Linked DNA regions of Homo sapiens: region 2 is linked to region 1. A link is a loop called in an ENCODE intact Hi-C map of the cell type or tissue named here. Cell type or tissue: dorsolateral prefrontal cortex. All regions are shown on one strand.

Region 1 (8,000 bases):
TGCTGGGATTACAGGCATGAGCCACTGCGCCCGGCCAGTCTGGCACCATTCTTAATATCACAGCTTTGGTTGGGTGTGGTGGCTCATGTCTGTGATCCCAGTACTCTGGGAGGCCGAGGTAGGAGGATCACTTGAACCCAGATGTTTGAAACCAGTGTGAACAACATAGTGAGACCTCATCTCTATTTTATAGAATAAAATTTTAAAAATTAAAAAAAAATCAGCTTTGGTCTGATATTACAGTTTTTCCTTCTTCCTGTTTTCCTTTTCCCTATTAGAGGAAACAGGATGGAGGAGGGCAGCAGAGGGCAGCCCCCAGCTCTGGGAGGGGAATAATTTTAGAAGAGAATCCTCTGGCAGAGGTAAGCAGAAGGGAGCAGAGCTGTGAAATTCAACCTCATACCCTTATTCAAGGGCAAGGGGGTTGGGGGGCGGGGAGGACATGGAATCCAGTTCAGAGATACTGCTCTGTAATTCTCAAACATATCACACCACTGAAAATGCTTCCTATCCTGAAAATGGGTATTTATCTTACTTCCACTATTTCCATAATTTCTTCGCCTGTCCTAGATTTTGTATCCTTCCCTTGAGGCTATCCCATGGTTGTTTTTCTTGCAGTACAACCAACCAGTTTCAGTCCATTTTTCATGCCCTTTTGTCTCCAGTGTTCTGTACCAAATTCTGCTCTATCTGCCGAGGTGCTTCAGCTCACCTCAATCCCCTTCTGCTCTTCCTAGACTGCCATACCCTTCTCTGTATGACTCAACAATATTTCCAGCTCCCACAGCTGTTTCCTACCAAACAAAAAAGTTTTGTTTCTGGTTTGTTATAGGTGGCTCATACCTATAATCCTAGCACTTTGGGAGGCCGAAGCGGGCTGATCACTTGAGGCCAGGAGTTAGAGACCAGCCTGGCCAACATGGTGAAATCCCGTATTTAAAAAAAAAAGTTTTGTTTCCTACCAAAACTTCTGTACAAAGTTCCTACAGAACATTCCATCTCTTGCCAAATTCCATGGCCCATCTGCACCTGCACTTACCTCTCAGGCATATCCTTTAGATACAATGCACCCCCAAAATATCCCAACTTACACAAATTCATTGCTTTGATCTCTTCTATGCTGCACTAGAATTCTCTTACAATCTATGCCCACTCTAGAAGACCTTAAATGCAACCAGGTAAGAAATGGAATTTTACTATCTTCACTCTCCCATCCTTCTATTCCAGCCCAATCTGTTATGGCAGCCTACATCTCATAGTCTAAATAATCAAGAACCAGCACTGTTTGCTAATAACTTCCATTTCATCTGTGAGAAATCCCAGGACTACGCAAACTGAGATGGGCCCACACCTGCATATATTTACAGGATCACAGCAGCAAAATAAGAAGGGTTTTCAGGTCTGGGTATGCCTTGTGAGGTGGTAAGGAATGCTGCAGTGTAAGGGGCTAAGGAAACGAAATCTGTGGGCTTCAGAGGACTGAGTATCTACAGAAACAGATATTGAGCACACATCAGTAATAAATATGAGCATTTATTTGGCACCCGATGGCAATACAAAATCCTGGCAGTGGGAGTGGAAAGGTTCTCTCTCTCAAATACTTCCATACTATGTCGACCCAAAGGCAGGACTTGGCAGCAAGGCTCACAAACCACCCAAACAAATATTTATTGAGCACCTTGACTACTACAGGCCTAGCATTTTGCTAGGGACCATGGGAGATGTGAAGGAAGTTATCTCACACATGATATGTCTTCAAGGAGCTAAAAATGCCAGTGGATAAAAGCAAAACACATGGAAAAACAAAGTACAAATAATAATCCGTGTATATTGTCAAAAGGAACATTTTATCAAAAGGTAGGATTGTAGCTAAGGTTGGCTTGCCTTCTTCCCTCTTTTATTCAACAAACATTTAATGAAGGCCCACTATGTGCCAAGCACTTGGTACATGATGGTGAATAAAACAAACAAGGTTTCTGCCCTCATTTACAGCCTGGTAGGGGAGACAGAAATGAACAAGTAAAAGTAGCATATATATAAACTGCAATAAATGCAATGAGGGGAAAAGACAAGATGTGGTGACAGACACAGAAGTAGACTGCTCAGGGACTGAAGGGCCCGGGAATTGTCAAGACTTGAGGAAGAAGGACACCACCTGAGTCAAGAGTGGTGGGGGTGGAGAGCTGAGAAGGCCCAGGAAAAGGGCAGGAAAGAGCACAAAATTAGAAGCTGAGAGGAGACCACTCGGGCTGGAGCTTAGCAAGAAATCACCATTTAATGAGGTTCAAGGGGAAGGCAAGAACCAGTTCTCATAAACCAAGGTGAAGAGTTTACATTTTAAATGAGGGGTAATAGAAAGCAGAAGGGTTCTAAGCAGGGGGGTGATCAGATTTATATTTAAACAACCAAATCCTGGCCAGGTGTGGTGGCTCATGCCTGTAAGCCCAGCTATTTGAGAGGCTGAGGCGGGAAGATGGCTTGAGGCCAGGAGTTCGAGACCAGTCTGAGAAACATAGTGAGAACTCACCTTAAAAAACAAAAAACAGCAAACAACCAAAAAAAATTAAAAACCAAAACTACTCTGTTATGTGAGAACAGACTGGAGGAAGAAAGAATGGAAGTTTTTTTTTTTTTTTTTTTAAAAAAAGGTCTTGCCCGGGCGCAGTGGCTCACGCCTGTAATCCCAACACTTTGGGAGGCTGAGGTGGGTGGATCATGAGGTCAGGAGATCAAGACCATCCCGGCTAACATGGTGAAACCCTGTCTCTACTAAAAATACAAAAAAATTAGCCGGGCACGGTGGCGGGCACCTGTAGTCCCAGCTACTTGGAAGGCTGAGGCAGGAGAATGGCGTGAACCCGGGAGTTGGAGCTTGCAGTGAGCTGAGATCGTGCCACTGCCCTCCAGCCTGGGCGACAGAGCGAGACTCTGTCTCAAAAAAAAAAAAAAAAAAAAAAAAAGTCTTAAAGAACAGGGAAGTTGGGAAGTTTCAGATAAGCAGGGATAAAGGTTTCTAGGTTGAAAACAATAACATGTATGGCACTGAAATAAAAGCCACATAATATCAAAGGAGAGTTTAATACTGAAAGAGAAAGCAGGAACAAAGAACTACATTACATCTTTGAGCATTTACATGATCCTGTAAAGCAGGATTCTAGACAGATTTGGTGGCAGCAGCCAACAGGATGAAATGAAGGTAAAGAAGGGAGAGATATGAAGCAGGGAGATAAGCTAGGAAGCTTTTCTAGAAATCTAGATATGAAGTGCAGGTTGATTGAATGAAAGTGGGAATAGTAAGGGAGAGAGATGGACGTTTCTCAGGAAGGAAAAAGACAGAGAGGTGGTTACAGAGTCTAGGGAAACACACCATTCTTCCTGGCCTTCTCTGATGCTCCCCACGAGGCTCATTTCAGTAACAAAGCTCAGAGAAACAACCAACGAAAGATCTTTGAGACTTCCATGGGCAAAGATCAATAAGGTACAAATGCAAGGCAATGTTGGCTGACAGGCTGCGGTGCCTTGAGCCCAAACGAGCCAAGAGTGTCCTTCCACTGGGTGGCGCTGCAGTACTGAAGGGAACGCACAGGCCGCTTCTGGACACTGCAGCAAGGTGCGTCTCTAGTCATGTTTGCTTCTTCAGAGCCAAAAGATAATGTCTACATTAAATTTGGACACCTTCCAAACTCTCACTCTAGGACAAAAAGGGCGGAGGATATGAATGAAATAAAAGATAGGAGATGGTCTCTCAGACATCTTAACTAATGTAATAAAAGCAATCACTAAAGTGCCATCTACAAAAGCTGGAACTGAACACAAATATGGGGAATTTATATGCCCTCTCCCCATAACCACACTGTGTTTACAACTTCACTTGTCAGGCTCTTCAACTGCAGCTGAAACATTCCTGGCAATAGGTCCAACCAAGGCTGGCTCTACAGGCAAAGGGCTTCACAGAAAAGGAGCTGGCCTGGAGTCCCACACTCAAAGGCAGAGATGATGGGCACAGGAAACAAGTCTGGGAGATTCCCACATCCCTGAGGGGGCAGAACAGAAACCGTGCATCCTGAAGATCAAAGGCTCTATCACACCTCCTGTGGTCCAGTGGCTTCCACTTGGCGTGGATGATGGGGAGGTGACATCATGTGGGAGGGTGTCCTGGGAACAGGTAGAGGTGGCGGCACAGAGTGCTGCAGTATTCAGACATCTCCTTGCACCGGTGGAATTCTGTGCCAGGAGCATAACCTTCCCGATCCTTGATAAGTGCGTTCACCTGGAGGGGCAGAACCAATAGGCCCAAGTCTGAGAATCTCGGGCTTCAGGAGAGCAGCAAACGGGAAGGGGAGACGGACTATGAAAGAGCATTCAAGAGAGGAGGAAAGTAGAGCACTGTGGAGACACACAGGGGTCACGGAGCCCGCTGGCTCACCTTAACCAGCATGTCGGCCACGTGCATATCACAAGCCCGCTCAGAAAACACTTGAGCAAGAGCCTCGATGTACCAGGAACCTCGTTTGGTGTTCCGCATGGCGGCAGTCCCTGCAACCAAAAGGGCATTAATCACAGTGTGAATGCCATCACACAGCTGCACTTCCCAAACTAGACTCGGCCATGACACCTGCACCCTCCCTAGTCAGAGAACCCAGCATGAAGAATCTAAGTCTAGGAGGGTACTCTTTTGGATTATTGGCATACTTTGGAGATACCGTAGGTCTGTTTCCAGACCAGCTTAAGAAAGTGAATATGGCAATAAAGCAAGTCATACAAATTTTCAGGTCTCCCAGTGTATACGGAAGTTATGGTTACTATCCTACAGTCTATTAAGTGTGCAACAACATTATGTCTAAAACATGCATATGCTGTAATTAAAACATACTTTATTGCTGAAAAATGCTAACAGAGGCATGCCAATAGAAAAATGGTGCTGACAGATGCTCAAAGGATTGCCACAAACCTTCAATTTGTAAAAAGCAGCTGAGCATCCCAAATCCAAAAAATCTGAAATGCTTCAAAATCTGAAACTTTCCAAGTGCCAATATGATGCTCAAAGAAGGTGCTCATGGGAGTGTTTTAAATTTAGAATATTTGGATACGGGATACTCAACTAGTAAGTATAACGCAAATATTCCAAAATCCAAAAAAACAAAAAAATCCAAAATCTGAAACACTTCTGGTTCCAACACTTCAGATAAGGGATACTCAACCTGTACCTGCAAAGCACAATAAAGCAAAGTGCAACAAAATGAGGTATGACTCAACTCTTTTGGAACTCAAAGTACCTTTGAGGCAGGCATAGCCGCATATCATGTCTGAGCGCGTGGGCAGTCTCATCTTCGGCAACTTTTCTTTACCGGCATCACTCTCCTCGCACCCAGGGGATCCTGCGTGGTTCTTTCCATCTTGTTGGTCAACCCCACGATCAGTCTCATCTGTAACAAAGGCAGACAGAATGGACAATGATGTTACTTCTTCCTATCTCTCTTGGGCCTGTCACAGGCAAGCCCACGTTCCCTACAACCTTGAAGGGGAAGAGCCATTTCCAGCTGTTGCCTCCAACCTATGGCTGATAAACTAAAAAAAAAAAAAAAAAATTATTACTCTCTCAGCATGCATCTGTTACTCAGGGGATGCCTCATACACACCGGGCACCACGCTCAAGCACATGCACATCTATGCGGTTGGAGCAGTTCCCATTCTGTGTAAGACAGGGAAAATGCCAAATCAAATACTCCTTGTAAATGGAACTGAAAATCATCTAAGTCCACAACTCACTTGTTCAATTAACAATATGCCTGGGAGTCACAGTGCTTTTTATTGCAATACATAATAAAATATTGATATATTTAATTACATAAACAAGAAAAAACAAGGTAATAAATAACAAATACGGTTACCATATGTATGCTATATAAAAATCACAACCTCGAACTATGTATCAAAAAATAATAAAACTAAGTATGATCAGTTGTTTCCAAGGTGGTTTTGATATCTTCGAAGCACTATGTTTATTAATTTCATAAGATAAATTATAGCAAGCATCCAAGATTTAAGAAAAAAAATTTTTAATTTATTTTTTAAAATAACTTTTTAAATCTTTTTTTTTCTTTTTTTAATAGAGATGGGGTCTTGCTACGTTGACCAGGCTTGTCTTGAACTCCTGGCTTCAAGTGATCCTTCTGCCTCGGCCTCCCAAAGTGTTGGGATTATAGGCATGAGTCACTGCACCTGGCCTTATGAAAATTTTAAGAGGAAAAACTTAAAGTGGGGAGAACTTGACTGTTTTCTCCCAGAAAATTTAAAAAGATCATCCTTATTCAATTTTAGCAGTAATTTCTCAACATACCCTGAGCAGATCCTTGCTCTTGATACAAGCCTTATGTATCCCAAGACAGACTCTTATTTTTGATGATGTTGTTTTATTTTGGGTGTGGGCAGGGGTGCTGTCAGTAGGCAAGACAGATGGGGAGGACTCTCAGGTCAACACATCAAAAGTAAGAGTATGCTCTTTTACAGTACTTCCTGATCCATGCAATGTCGAGGGAGCCTAGGAAAGAAGGGAAGCTTCAAGAATTGGGGGAAAAGGACCAAAGCACAGGTTTAATAAAAATGTGTCAAGCAACTGCCATGTGTTGGGCACTGTCTTACTTTAAGGCCTAGGGATAGAGTGAAGAGAAAATTCCTGCCGTCATGGAGCTTACACTCCAGTTTAGAAGCTGACTGGGGCAGGGGGGTGGAGCTTTTTCTAGACATTAATTATATTAACCAAATACAGCAGGAAGACAGGTGAACTCAAATTTTCAATGGAACAATTGGCTACTGGTCATTCCTTGAAGGATTTAATTTCAGAAAAGTTAGAGAGACAGAGCAAAAGATCCAGATTACTCCAGAAAAGAGCAATTACTCCTTATCCAGATCCAATAGTGTATTAAATCCCTGGATATAGGATGAGAAAATCACAATTTAACGTCGTTTTGTTAGTAAAGACGCCTAAAGGAAACAGGCCAAGCTAAAGAGAAAGGAGAATTCCTCTCTCACCTTTATATCACAGATCCATCAATCAATAAATGTCACTGGTTCTTTTGTCACAATATCCTCATATTTGTTTTTTACATAATACCTACAGTTTTTCAGGCAGATTAATTTTCATCCATTCATTGAACATTTATAAGTGCTACCATGCATCAGGCAGTGCCCTGGGCCTGGGGATAGAGCAGGGAATGAAAAGTAAAGTTGCTGACCCATAACCTCTTTCCTTAGTGCAGCCCCCTCCATGGCAACCTTGCTGGAAAAACAATTCATCACATTATTTCTTACTTAAGCTCCCAACTGTTCCTTACTTTTACCTGCTGATGTCCAAAACCTCAGTTATGACTAAAGGTTTGTAAGGAGGTGAACCCACTTCATTGTGACCAGCCACATCTCACATACTCACACAGATGCTATTTTAAAATCAGATCCGAGCATCTGTTTGGGAGGAGGGGAGACACAACATGCCCTCTGCCTCTCAGTGTACTTATCATATTGTATTGTTTCTTTCCTACGACAGACTCTAGATACTACTCTATAACTATGTAAATCAAATTACTCCAGGTACAAATTAAGCCTTATCTTATCTAAAAAATCTCTTTAAACTACCCTCACTTAAAATGATCTACTCTTACTGCATACTCCTTCCTAAGTACAGTTTGTACCTTGCTAATTTCACCTTTGCTTACATGAGGCCTGTGAACTAGTCTTAAGCTACTTCATGTATATTTACTTTATTTTCCTGAGTAACTGGTCTGCTCCTTAGAGAGGCCACATTTCCTTCTGCTTTTGCGGTAGTAACTGCCGTAGTCTGAGTCATGTTGCAGGGCCTCAGCAGACTATATTCTGCGGTAATACTAGATCAGGATGACAATAATATTAGCTATTTACATTTGGCCACATGAGAGATTAAAAAAGTAATTATTTGAATGTTTGGACAAAGTGACCTTTAAAGCAAACTATAAGCCCTTTACGGC
Region 2 (8,000 bases), 51 kb before region 1:
TAACCTTCTGGCCCCCTCAGGGAATGAGGTGATTGCAGTGGATTGGAAGGGCCTGAAGGATGTCGATCAAATCAACATGGACAGCACCAGCTCACTGCACGGGAGCAGCCTCCATCGGCCATCGACTGAGGTGAGACCTCACTCAGCCACCCCAAGTCTCTGGCTGCCTGCACTTCCTCAATTCCAAGGCAACAACCCAAACACTCCTTCAGACTGACACTTCTACAGAACATTTCTCACAACACATGCCAAGCAGTCCACATGGAGAACCCAGTTAGCGGCATCAACCTCAGGAAAGCCCTCCCCACATCCCGCACTCCTGGAAGGCCCTCTGAGGAAGGGGGCTTCCTTGCATTCCTGCGAGTGACTGGGATGCCCATTCCCTTTCCTCTCTCCTCACAGCAAACTCGAACTGATTTCTCCTGGGACGGCATCAACGTGAGTGCAGCTGCCCCCAGACCTCCCCATCCTCCCGAACTCCTCCTCCTCATCTTCTCCCTTGCACCTTCCAACCAGCACGGTATTCCCTGGCTCCAATAGGCACTGTGAGCACTCACGTTCTCAACCTGTGCCCCAGTTTTCCAGAGCACTGGGGATATATCCCTCCTTGGGACTCTTGGGTATAGTAGCTTTTCTTATCATCTGCCCTAGCTCGAATGCTTTTTCCTGGAAACCATGAACCTCCTCCATGTATAAAGCACGCCCGTACCTTCTTATTCCTCTGCCCTTCCTCCCACATTCCCATCCCAGCTCTCCATGGAGGACACCACTTCCATTCTTCCGAAGCTTAAGCGAAACTCTAACGCCTATGGCATTGGGGCCCTGGCCAAGTCATCATTCTCAGGTGAGACTCCTGATGTAAGAATGCCTTCAGACAAAATAATGCTGACAGACTCCTTGGCTCAGTCTCCCTGCTCCTTCGAGGTTGATGAAGACCCTCATCCCCACCCCCTGACCTATTCACCCTTCTGTCAAGCCTCCCATCCTCCAGGCCATTCCCTCCACTACCCCATCTATGGAGTCCTTAGGGGAGCCTGGCCCAGTGGGATGGAGCCTCATGGGGCTGGGGTGGGAGGAACTGGGAGGGTCTGGTTATGGGTATTGTGTGATATTCTGGAGGATGTGGGAAATGTCTGGCCCCATAGGGATCTCACGGAGCATGAAGGACCATGTGACAAAGCCCACAGCCATGGGGCAAGGCCGGGTGGCCCACATGATTGAGTGGCAGGGCTGGGGGAAGACACCAGCTGTTCAGCCACAACACAGCCATGAGTCCGTGCGCAGGGATACGGATGCCTACTCCGACCTCAGCGATGGCGAGAAGGAGGCACGTTTTCTAGCAGGTACAGGTACCCTAAAGCCTCAAGAGACACATTTGCAGGATGGCCAGGGACCGACCCTCCAACCTGATCCCCTGTGGCAGGATTAGCTCCATCCATACTTTGACCGTAGATTCACATTTCCCAAACAGCTCTAAGTATTTTGATGTGGTAATTCAAATAAGTGCCCTCAAACATATTTTTATAATCATCTCAGAAAATGCGTGTAATTAGATGGGATTTGTGGGTCCACCCATCCCAGATGCCTTCTCTCCTCATCACGGGACTATCCAAACCTGAACTCCCTCAAGTGCAGGGAAAAAAATGGGGAGACCTTGGTCTTTGAAAGAAAGAAAGGCCTTGGGGATCTCTTTTAGCCTTTGCCCTTTAGCATTTCGAGTCATGAATTTGCCTACTAGACTCATTACTTGTGACAACCACTAGAAGATTAAGGGAACTGTGTGAGAGACGGGAGGCCTACAGAAGAGGTTTAGTTCCAGGAAAGTAGTGTAGGTCTGATAACAGGCATGCAGTGTGCCTACAAGAGTGGCCAAGCTGTAGTGCAGGTCTAAATAAGATGCCTAGAAAGGGATAGGTCTGGAAGAGAAAGGAAGTATTGAGTTGGTGGTATGGGTGGGAGGAGAAATATCAGTGAACAGGGTGACAAACATGTAGGGTGGGGGGCAGGAGCAGTACCAGCTTCAACACGCTCATGGATTTGACTAGAATAGGGATCCCCAGGTCTACCCATCCCCTTTTCCTTCCAATCCCTTGAATTTCAGTTTTATATTATGGTGGACCCACAAGCCCACGATGCTCTCTTGGGGGTTCTCTGTTGATCTTGAAATCTACTCTCTAGACTGCAATTCCTAAAAACCTCCAAAGATAAATATCTGGAAATCTCGAATTTGAATCTCTTAGGATATCTCATCAGAAGACCCCTAACTCTTTCCCCTAGGAATCCTAAATCTGATTTTTTAGGAAGTCCCCTACAATTCTCCCTTCTCTGGGGACATACACAAAGGCTGTGCTGTCCAATACATTAGCCACTGGCCTCATGTGGTTATTGAGAACTTGAAATGTGGCTCTTCTGAATGGAGATGTGCTTATAAGTATAAAATACCAGCTGGATCTCAAAGGCTTCATATAAATAAAAGAATGTAAAATATCTCATTAATAACTTTTATTTTGATTATATGTTGAGATGAAAATCTTTTTATATATCGAATTAAATAAGATCTATTATTTCAATTGATTTAACCTGTTTCTTTTTAATTTTAAATGTGGCTACTGGAAAATTTAAAATGATATAAGTGGCTTGCATTATATTTCTACTGAACAGTGCTGCACTAAGATGTTTTCCTACCCCACGCACATGTCTAAGGATTCCCTGAGGTATTTTGTGGTTGTTGCATTTCTTCCCCCAGGCGTCATGGAGCAGTTTGCTATCTCTGAGGCCACACTCATGGCCTGGTCTTCCATGGATGGTGAGGACATGAGTGTGAACTCCACCCAGGAGCCATTGGGCTGCAACTACAGTGACAACTACCAGGAACTGATGGACAGTCAGGGTGAGAGATGTTCCAGAATCCAAACTCTGGAGCCTATGAGGCCTCCCCAACTATCTCAGCTGCCTCCACTCAGCTCCGTTCTTTTAAGACTTCCTTGTCCATCTCAGCTTTCCCATTGTCCTCCCTACTCACTGTGCACTCTGTGTCTTACTGCCAGTTCTCTGTGCTGTCTCTTAGCTGTCTCTTGTGCTGTCTGTGCTGTCATTCCTGCCCTTGACATTCTGTGGCCCCACTGACCTCCATGATTCTTTTTCCAGATGCCCTGGCTCAAGCACCCATGGATGGATGGCCTCACTCTTACGTGTCCCAGGGTATGTACTGTCTGGGGTCGTCAGATGCCTGGGAAGCCAGCGATCAGTCCCTCATTGCCTCTCCGGCCACAGGATCCTATCTTGGGCCTGCATTTGATGACTCACAACCCAGCTTGCATGAAATGGGACCTTCCCAACCAGCTTCAGGATACTCTGCTCTGGAGCCTCCACCTTTGCTGGGGGGAGACACTGACTGGGCTCCGGGGGTAGGCGCAGTGGACCTGGCAAGGGGCCCTGCTGAGGAGGAGAAGAGGCCATTGGCACCTGAGGAGGAAGAGGATGCGGGATGCCGGGACCTGGAGTCACTTTCCCCACGAGAAGACCCTGAGATGTCTACCGCTCTCAGCCGGAAGGTGTCTGACGTCACATCCTCAGGTGTGCAGTCCTTTGATGAGGAGGAAGGCGAGGCCAACAACTAGTTTCCTCCCCCAATGCCCTGCCTTCCACTCCCACCTGAGGGCCATGGCTGTGACCCATACCCTCCCTCCCCCCAGCAGTACAGCTGAAACTGGGCAGACAACATTGGGGAACCCAGGAGCTTCCAGTCCTCTCCTGGAAATGGAGGACCAGGATGGGATTTTATCCAGGCTTACACTCTAGAAACCCACAGGCCTGGGAACTGAGACCTGGGCAACTAGATGGCCGTGAGCTTGGTGTGGCTGTGGAGAAGGACCTGGGCTGTGGGCTTCTGGGTCTGTGCCGACAAAGCCTCCAGTGTGTGCACCCTGAGGACGGGGGCAGCGCAGCTGTGCTCAAGACTGGATCTCAGTTCTTCACGCCCCGATTTCGTCTTCCAGGAGCTGTAACTCTGCTGTCTGAATGCCTCCTTTCTCCATTTCACTCTTGCTTTTCCCAACTCTGTTTTCTCTGGCTGTGGCCCCAGCTCATCCCTACTGAGAGAACAGACCTCAGGGGCTGTTGGACATGGCTGGACAGGCGCAGGGGAGGCTGCCTGAAGGGCACGTCCATGGGGAGGGTGGAGAGGCTGCCTCAGCAGGTCATTTGGCTTCTGAGATCAGGAGTCGAGGAGGAGGTGGATGTGGCAGCTGAGATCTACAGGGGGCACGGATGTGGTTCTTTCTATCAAGGCCTGCCCGGAGACAAGAGAGTCACTGAGGAGACTAAGAACAAACACAGCCCCTTGCTCTGGGATCTTTAATATCCCATGGCTAAAAGGAAGATCCTAAGGATCTGGGAAAAGACCCAGCCAGGGCTGGCTGCTCCAGCTCTTGCTTCCCTTTCAGCTTTCTTCCATCCCTGCTCCGGGAGCCTGAGGAGGGTGTGGGGACACCCATCTTGGATACACCAACGCAGGATGCAGGTGTCGCCAACAGCAGGGGGAGCATGAGGGCTGTCTCCCCTTATTCACCCCTGTCCTCTGAAGCTGTTTACACTTTTCTCTTTGCCTTTTCTACATTTTTATAACTTCTTGGGCACTCAGGGTTGAGTGGAGTGGAGGGAGGAGTCCGGTGCTGTCACTCCCTCAGCCAGGCAGGGTTGCAGCTGAGGGCCAGGGTGGGCACTCGGCACTTTCTGCCCCTTCTTCAGCTCCTCCCAGGACTCCCAAACAGCCTCACAGCTGTCCTCCCTGCCTCCCCAGGCCTCCTACCAGAGGAAGAGAGGAAAATCAGCGGATTCTTCCTTCCAGGATGGTGTATGGTGAGGCACAAGCTTGCCCTCCCACACTTGGCATCCATGCTGGTGGGGACTGAGCAGCATATGCGCCCCAGCACTACCGTGAGAGCACAGGCAGAGGATGGGCGGAGCAAAGCAGCGGTGCTGTGGGGTTGGAGAGCACTTGGCCCTGCCACTGCCCAGGTAGCCCCTCCCCAGCCCTTGGCACAGGCAGAGTTCGGGTAGGAGAGAGAGGCCTAAGAGGCTCACTGCCCTATCTCCTTCTTTCCTCACGCCCTTCCAAGGCTCCGGCTCCCAGGCCTGTGTCCTACCCACACTCTGTCAGGAGTCCTACCACTTGCATCCTCTGCTGGAAGGGAGCACTGTTGTCCTCTCCTGGCCCTGGGCACAAACTTTGCCCTCACCCCCAGGCCCCAGAACTTATTATTTTGGAGTGAGAAGGTTGAGAGTTGGGGTGTTTCTGTCCATCTATGGTCCTGTCCCGCCATCAAGTTCATACTCTCTTACTCACACTTCTGGGATGCAAGCAGGGCAGGGGGTTCTGTGTCTTCCATGGAAGGGGGACAATGGTTATCCTGAGGTTGGTTTTTGGAGGAAACATGGGCGTAGGCAAGGTGAACCAAGGCAGGTGCAGTCACCTAACCGAATGCTGCCTGTACAGGGGAAGAGTCCTCTTGTGCTTGCTAACGTGTGCTGACTCCATGTCCCAGGACCTCATTTCCAGGAGCTCTGAGAGGTGGTCTAGCATGCCCGCCCTGGCAGCTATTCCCCACCCGTCTCCTGCTGCAGGCTCTGGGGTTTTGCATGTTCATGTGACCTTCCTTCCATGGGGTCCCTGGTTCCTCACCTTCTCCAATGTGTGCTATTCCCACATCACCTCTTCCTGTCGTCTCATCCTCTCAGTGCCCATATCATACCCCCAGACCACGGTGGACAGCTCACCTAGTGAGTGCGTTCATTCATTACAGTTCGTTTTTGCTCAGGCCCGGGGGAGTTAGGAAAGGTAGACCACAGCAGCTTTCGTTCCTCCTTCCCTTTCCCAAGGAAGCCAAATGGTCCCTGACAAAAGATGACTAAAGATCTGAAGGACTCTAGCAGGGTTCATACATGAACCTGCTTTCCCCAGGGTGCTGGCATATTGCTGCAGATGGAAGTCAGGTGGGGGTCTGTCTTCTGCAAGGAGCTCCTACTCGCTCTGAAGAGGGAGACTGAGGAGCTGGCCTGGGACCATCTTAGGACTCTTCTGGTGCTGGGGGCAGGGTGCATGGGGGTTGCTTATCGTCTATTTCAGGGGGTGGGGAGGGGCATGTGCAGGAAGAGGCTGTTTCGGGGTGGGAAAGGGTTGCTTTTCCTTTGGGGTTAAGGCTGTGCAGCACGTTTTACAGCAGTCCTGGAACAGGGCTGTTTTTATATTCTTGTGAATGAAACTGCTCTTGCTAAATGATTTTCTTTTTTTGGAGGGGGGGTGCACTTTCATTTTCAATTGACTTTATTAAATGAAAATCCAAATCTTCCACTCCTCCCCCTCCATTGTCCCCTCCCCCACCACACACCTTCCTTCTTGTCCTTGTGTTGAAGAGGGTATCTTGGGGAATGAGTTTATTATCTTCTCCACGACCTCACCTATACATCCCACACACCATCCTCCAGGTCTGGGAAATATCCATTTTTCTGGCCAGTCTTAGCATGTTTTCTTAATGTCACATTCCCACGCCAGGCCCAAGAGAGATTCTATGACATATATTATAGAGAGAATTCTATATCAATATATATAAATATTAGAGATTATGTACACAAGGGCATGGGCTCAAATGCCCACTGCCAGTCCCCCACCCAGGCTTCAGCATCTCTCTTGGCCTGGGGAAGTGGGAGGGATGTGATGCTGGAGAAGGCTACAGGCTGTGTTCAATGACACTAAACAGAATGTGGTGGCATCCTCTGACTGTGAGTGTCTTATTTGGGGGATGGAGGAGACTGGGAACAGGGGAGGCAAAGGAGGAGAATGTCGGAGCGGGGGCACAATGGTAGAATTAAGAACGGCATACGGGATGGCAGGCTGGGGAGAAAAACCTTGGGTACGGAGCAAGGGTTTGGGGATGCTCACAGCACCTGGCCTCTCTTTGTAGAGAAAGCACGCTAATGGAGTGCATAGCCAGGCTTCCTGCTGCTGATTTGGGGAGGGTGAAGATGTGACTCTCCCAAGTGCGGGGCAGCACTCAAGAGCCCTGCCATCTTGACGCTCAGCTCCTAACTCTCCACCCCTAGGAGAGGCATCTGAAGAACCAGTCTAAGAGGGGGCTGGTGTCTGAGTGACCCAGTGACCTAGCTGCTCTGAGCCCTGATTCTTGGCAGGAGAGGCCCTGGCTAGAGCAGCTCCAGGGTAGAGCTGACCTTTGGCAGGACAAGTCAATAACAAGAGGGAGGATGTGTTTCCTAGGGAGTAACCTGGACACTGGAGGACAAGGAAGCTGTGCTGTGGAATAGAAAGTTTTCTGCCAGAGGGAGTCGGCGGACACCATGGGGGCGTGATTGTTGAGCAACAGGGCACTTGTGTCTTTTGCACAGAGCCTTTGGCGACCTTTTCTTCCAGGCCGCTGCCCCTGACAGTCTTTTTCTCTGCATCTCACTGCTTGAAGCAGGGGACAACGGAGGGGGAATGTGGGCGGCCTCTCACTGCGCTAGTCACGGCCTGGCCTGGAGACAGGCAGTGGGGTCAGAGGCAGATTGCAGGAGTGCACATGGGCCAGTGCGGGGCTCCAAGAGAAGTGGCTGTGGCTGGCCTCGACACAGGCAGTGGGCTCAGAGGCAGACTGCAGGAGCAGACGTGGGCCAGCGCAGGGCTCCAAGAGAAGCGGCTGTGGCTGGTCTGGAGGCACATTCTGGGGTAGTCAGTGCCCGAGGCCATAGGATGGTCCCATCCCCTCCTCCGACATGGCACTTGCAGGGCCACAGTCATTCTGGGCCTCCCCTCACCCCACCTCTTGTAGACACTGAGGCACAGATAGCACAGTGCTGGGACAAGAGTACTGGGGAATTGTTGGGTGGGGAGGGGGAGGCAGAGAGAGGCAGGGGATTCCCTTCCTGCACACCAGGAACACTCGGGAAGCCCCACGGAATATCAGGGGCCCTTCGCTAGGGTTAGGGCCACCTGCCTGGCTGGGAAT

The links. Hi-C counts contacts between places; a loop is a spot of excess contacts. Peaks named below come from ENCODE experiments on the same cell type or tissue, not always from the same donor. Only the 100,000 strongest peaks of a DNase experiment are listed, where the experiment ranks them.
Region 2: a loop joins it to region 1, with 1.9 times the contacts of the local background. A loop is called at or near these places in 11 of 110 quality-filtered maps.

The regions. Positions count from the first base shown.
Region 1 is chr7:143,301,210-143,309,209 of GRCh38, reverse strand. It overlaps CASP2 (caspase 2), which reads right to left. Exons shown (of 11, transcript NM_032982.4): 9 at 5,277-5,426; 10 at 4,427-4,536; 11 at 1,514-4,270. The coding sequence ends at 4,139. Among named protein-coding and RNA genes, the nearest start is that of CLCN1, 11 kb to the left of the region's middle. In dorsolateral prefrontal cortex, a CTCF peak has its summit at 3,553 (motif pointing right); a DNase peak (open chromatin) is centred at 3,559.
Region 2 is chr7:143,352,170-143,360,169 of GRCh38, reverse strand. It overlaps FAM131B (family with sequence similarity 131 member B), which reads left to right. Exons shown (of 7, transcript NM_001031690.3): 2 at 21-130; 3 at 403-438; 4 at 751-844; 5 at 1,146-1,343; 6 at 2,747-2,890; 7 at 3,148-6,770. The coding sequence ends at 3,620. Among named protein-coding and RNA genes, the nearest start is that of FAM131B-AS1, 5.5 kb to the left of the region's middle. In dorsolateral prefrontal cortex, a CTCF peak has its summit at 4,532 (motif pointing right); a DNase peak (open chromatin) is centred at 1,297; H3K27ac peaks cover 4,228 bases.